2 separate regions of the Homo sapiens genome follow, and region 1 is linked to region 2. The links are chromatin contacts, found by Hi-C or POLR2A ChIA-PET in ENCODE. All regions are on one chromosome and are shown on one strand. The core of a region is the stretch at or near the end of the contact, and the rest is flanking DNA. Distances in the headings are between cores, read along the strand shown.

Evidence for each region. Hi-C counts contacts between places; a loop is a spot of excess contacts on that map. ChIA-PET counts read pairs that join two places held with the same protein, here RNA polymerase II (POLR2A). Pooled maps may share reads with other maps.
Region 1: a map of HepG2 shows a loop between it and region 2 (5-fold over the local background). The contact joins two enhancer-like sites. A Hi-C loop is called at or near these places in 15 of 168 maps with a recorded cell type or tissue (CD14-positive monocyte, CD4-positive, alpha-beta T cell, CD4-positive, alpha-beta memory T cell and 12 more), 34 of 37 single-sample maps with no recorded cell type and 18 of 50 pooled maps. POLR2A ChIA-PET finds 5 or more read pairs at or near these places in 15 of 52 experiments (A673, AG04449, BJ and 12 more).

Annotation. Positions count from the first base shown.
Region 1 is chr3:172,099,860-172,102,559 of GRCh38, forward strand. The region is part of intron 1 of FNDC3B (fibronectin type III domain containing 3B); the gene reads left to right. Among named protein-coding and RNA genes, the nearest start is that of FNDC3B, 62 kb to the left of the region's middle. Within about 2 kb of position 1,377, at least 2 of the 41 ENCODE cell types and tissues checked have a DNase peak (open chromatin) inside an H3K27ac peak, as active enhancers do.
Region 2 is chr3:172,065,296-172,067,995 of GRCh38, forward strand. The region is part of intron 1 of FNDC3B (fibronectin type III domain containing 3B); the gene reads left to right. Among named protein-coding and RNA genes, the nearest start is that of FNDC3B, 27 kb to the left of the region's middle. Within about 2 kb of position 1,321, at least 5 of the 41 ENCODE cell types and tissues checked have a DNase peak (open chromatin) inside an H3K27ac peak, as active enhancers do.

The sequences.
Region 1 (2,700 bases), core at 127-2,626, 35 kb after region 2:
TTTTTATGTTTTTACGTATAACTTGCTTGTGTGGAGCAACAACTCTCAAAGTGTCGTCTGGGAGACCCTTGGGTACTCCTAAGACCCTCTTGGGGGTTCATGACATCAAAACCATTAATAATCCTAAAATGTTACTTGTGTTTTTCATTCTGCTTCTTTGAGTTTATTGGTGACATTAACTGAAAAATATTTTGTGTGTGTCTTTTGTGTTCATATAAGGAGAAGTACTAAAATTGAATTGGAGAACATGCCTTTTATACCAAAGCTGAAATTTAAAAAGATTTTTCTGGAAAAATTTTAAAACCCGTTAATGAATTCCTTAAATTTAGAATTTGTGTAACTTCAGCACAGAAGAGTGTCTTGCACAGAGGAGAAACTAAATAGGTATTTCTTAAATGAATGGATGTAGCTGCTTACTTTTTCTTAACAAATTGTATTAGTATAAATTAATGTCATTGTTCACAGGCAGTGTTTAGAATATAGGCAAGCACCATGCTTTCAAACACTGAAATTCACCTATTTGCGTATAAGCCATATATATACCAATTATCATTCTTATCTATTAAATAAAACAAATCTCCTTAATTCTCTGGTGTGCGACAGTTTTCTGTCGAGAGAAAATATTTTTCTAGAGAATTTTGCATTTTTATGTTTTCAAAATGTTTATCTGAATTAGTAATATGACTATATACATACTTTATATTAAAATTTTATCATAATGAGCTAATCTGAAATAGTAAATAGATATTCCCTTACACAGTATGTCTTTGCACCTGCTAATTTGTTTGTTTGTTAACTGTTGTCATTTCATGTGAAATTTCTGTTTCGGTCTCTTCTGAGCTCTAAGTAACACCTGGTATTTGCTTTATGTTCGGTCACATTAAGTGAAAAACAAAGCTGCTTATGAGAATGTCATTAAATGTAATATTTCTCAAGAAATAACTTGCCTTTAGTTAATAAAAAACAGTTCTAAACTGATTTTCAATGTATCAGACAGTGTTCTTACTGATTTCCATCCCCCCAACCATGCAGGAGTGAGAATCAGATAATTTTTTGAAAAAATATTTGAACCAATATCTACAATTGCTTATGTCAGAAATCTTTGAAATATATATTTAAGTATAAATAGGAGGAACTGTCAGTGATGTTTAATGGTACAGATTCTTTTCCTTATAATGAATGTTTCATAACATCGGTTCAGTTAAACAAAACTGAGTGTGTAAAATAAACATGATTGAATTCTATACGAGCTGATTAAACAAAAAATTTTAGTATCCTCCTGGCTGATCAGAAATGAAGGTTAAGGCATGGGGTATGTTTTGAAGACAAATTCACCTTCTGTAACACCTGTCAGATTTCAAAGTCTAGAAAAGAGGCCACAGCTGGGAAACCAAATTTAGACATTGGGGCTTATCTCAGATGAAAGGTTTCGTAGAGCATGGAGGTCTGTTGACTTTGTGTGGTATTTCGTCAGAAGTGTCCAATGCAGATTCGTTTTTAGTTAACTGAGTATAACATTTCATTGTAATGCTATTTAACCTTATGCCTTTATTTCTAGAACCCTAGAATTCTAGCACAGTGCCACCACAAAGTGGGTACACAGTAAATATCTGGTTAACACAATGGTTGATTACCTTTTTTCAAGTTCTTTTGTTTGATGTTATTTTATAAGGTACCTTTCAGCTAGGTCCTTCTTTTGGAATATTGTTATTATTAAAGGGAGAAGCCTTCAACCTGCTTTATACTTATTTTACAGTAGTTACTTAAAATTAATAGAATCTTGAAACCCTTTGTACCAAAGATATTACTCTAGCAGTCTCTTCATCAATAACTTGCTGCCCTTTGGAAATAATTTTGCTTTTGTGTTTAATCATGGCACATTTCATTAAAATCACCATGGAAGACATAACTTTAGCAATTTATAATTTGGTTTCTGCTAGTTTTTTCCCCCCTCTAATTTTAAACCATCTAGGCTAAATGGTAGTATAATGGATTTGCTTCATCTTCCTTAAGCTACTTTAAAATGTGCTCTAAAAATTATTAAGTCTGCATTTTGGTAAGGAAGCACCAAAAACTCAATTGTAGCCTTTGTGGAGGGGAACCAAGCACTCCTTAGGAGGGAGATGTACTCTCATGGGTTGTCTTTGAAAGTTACCTTTTGATACCTTTTCTGTTTTGTACCATGTGCTTGTTTTATCTAGTCTTTAAAACTCACTAACCTATATATAAATTTTAGCCAGCTCTTCTACTTGGGTTTTGTTGTCAGATTCTTAGATGTTACAATTAGCTCGCTAAGAGCATGGACTTTTCATTATCACTTTCTGAGTCTCTTTGGGAAAATTATTTCTTTAGCCTTAGTTACTATATTTGTAAATGGACAATACCAGCTACTTCATAGGATGTTTTGATGCTAGGTAAGAATTAGTGTGCAGGTGCCCCAAACAGTGCCTTTGCCCCAGCAGGCTGAAATAGCAGCTTCAAAGCTCTTCCTCCACATCTTTCCAGAAAGCAATCAGTTGTTTGGTGCTTGCAACACATTTTTTTTTTCTTCTATTCAAGGGTGTTATGCATGTCTCTTAGGTGCCCAAATTGATGCACAAATGTGAATTTGATTCGTAATAGATCTCTACAAATAGAACAATAAAATACATTTTGGATCTTATTAAAGGGCTATCTGGAAGTCATGTACTTAAGCAGCCA
Region 2 (2,700 bases), core at 71-2,570:
CACTCCAGCCTGGGTGACAGAGCTAGACTCCGACTCAAAAGAAAAAAAATTTTTGGTAGACTCCTATGTGCCATTTCTGGAGAACTGAAATAGTAGTGGACATACATAGGATTCATTTTAGTGTAGATATGACTTTTTAGTGAAACTTGAAGTCCTACTTCCTGTGTGTGAAATAGGGTAATAGGATCACACCCGAAGAAATGCCGCCTTGTTCAAAAGTGACAGGATCGCTGTTCAGTTTGGAATATTGGAAAGTGGGCAGGTTTATTTGGAAGCACTTTGTTTTTACTATATGTGTAAAACTCCAGGGAGCATTGAATAGGATATGAGGTGCTCCCTTTGGCTGTGCATTAGCAACGTGGCAGTTACTGATCTGTCATTTACTTTGAAAAGGAATTACAAAGTTTTGGCCTCATGCCTGGAGTAGCTCCAGATGGTCAGAAAAGATTTTTGTACTGAAGTCAGAAAGTATATTGCAGTGATAGAATTGGGCTTGTCATGTTTATATTAGAACACTGGCTTCCCACTTTATTCCTCTGCAAAGTTTTTCTTTCTTTCTTTTTTCCCAGAGAGTGAGGGGAGGAAATTGTTGCTTTAGAGTTATGAGTCTAATATTTGGAATACTGTTGTTCTTGGTGATAATGATGTAGAGGTATGATTATGTGGTTAATGTAGTTACTTTGTCAACCTAAATACCCCTGATTCTTAGTATTTACAAAGGATGCATGAAGGCTTGGAATGTAGAGATACACCAAGACCATTGTAGCTGATGTAGAAATGCAGGTAAGAAGCTTCATTTGGGTTGCGTTTGCTTGTCTGATAACCTGGCTGTTAGCCCACAACTGTTATTTAGTAGCTTACCAAACTTCATCTGTTCTGTCTTCCCATGATTCTGTGGTTGCTAGGGGTAATGATGACGTTTGGGTGTTCAATATGGGTGGGAGGTGGGCCTGGGGAGATGAGCAGTGAGGCGATAATGATACTAACACCAAGTTTTGCCATTTTAGGCATTAGAGCATCTTAAATTCCACATATGATCTTGTGTACCTTCATATCAACCCTGGAAGGGGAACGATGTGATTCCTATTTTCCTGATGAGAAAACTGAGACTTTGGGAGGTAATATCTGCCCAAGGCAATATCTAGGTAACTCCCTTCTGCAGCCTGTTTACATATAGTTTTGGCGAAAATGACTACAATTTCCTGTCCTTTCAGGACAGAGGTGGCTACAGGCTTCAGGAAATAAAGCTCATTTTCCTCTGGGAAACTCAGGACTTGTCTGGGTTGAGCCATTTAGTAAAGCTTGGTCACAAGGCTCAGATTAAGACCTGGATCTACGTGCTGCTGTTCCCAGACTGCTTTCAGTTACTCTTGTGGTTACTGAGTAACTTGGGAGTTAGAAGAACATTAACAAAGTTTTGTGTTTTCGAAGAAAATGCTACACATGGAGAAGTGACACTAAGTTGCATACTTCAGAAAGGAATTTTTATCTGTTTTGAGATTCTGGTCTATACATTGAAAATGAACTAATTTTGATTATTATACTTTTAATTGGTTGCACGAGTGTGTGAACATAGGCAGCTCTTTTGAAGCACTTTTACTGAAAAGTGTAAAAATTTTTGTTGCTGTTGTTCAGTAGCAGACATATACAATACTCTCTTTTTGAGACATACACAATATTCTCTTATTGTGGATTTAGGGGTCTTGTACCAGATCACCCTTTTCTCAGATTGCAGCTCTTCCTCCTTGCTTTATGTAGAGTGGTTTCTAACTTGGTTCTTTCTCCTGTGCAGATATAAGACTTGGTCCGCAGTCTCCTACCCTCACCCAGTCTTCCATGAGCTATCAAAATCCTCCTCTAGGCTTTTATTATTTTGCTTCCTAATTTTGTCCTTTTAAATTTCCACTGTTTAGATATTATTCAGACAGCAGTGGTATTTTTCTGTATATAATGTGGCGCTGTAATTAGTTTGAGTTCTTTTGGGGTTGTGTCTTAAACAGCGAGAATGGCCTGATTGATGTGCTTTTTGAAGTCTTACTACCTTTTTGATGAGAAGGATGAAAGTGGTGTGGAGATGAGTTTGTCTGGCTTACTGTAAATCTGATCTGTGAGGCTTTTCTGCGTTCACTAAGGCACCAGAGTCGGACTCTGCTTTTTTTCTTGTTTGATGTTACTTTATTACACTTATGAATGAAATACTAATGCTGTTATTTTATAGAAGATCATAAAATAAAAGTACACTTTCTTAGTGTTTTATGTTTCTTTAAAAAGATAATTACCGTGAGTCATAGAGCTACAATTACATCAAGAGTTTCCTATACGAAGCAAAGTCTCTGGTGGGTTTTTGGTACAGTCTTTGCACCTGGATCAGTGGAGCAAAATGTCATCACACTTGAAAAAAAAATTACTTAACAGGCCCATTAAGAATCTTCAGAAGTTTGCATCTTGTTAGGGATTTGTGGTCCAAGAGTTAGTACTACAGAACAGGCTCTTTTGTAGACCTAGGGAAACCAGTTTGTTTCTCTGCCACTTAACCTGCAAGACTTATTATAGGTGTTTCCTTCTCCTGTCTGTTTTGAAGAGACTTCCTCTGGGAATTAATGGTAGAATACTTATGACTCCTGAGAGCAGAGAACGTTCAGGCCATCATCATCTTCTCCCTCTGGGCTGTACATGGCCTCCCTGTGTCTCTACTGCCTG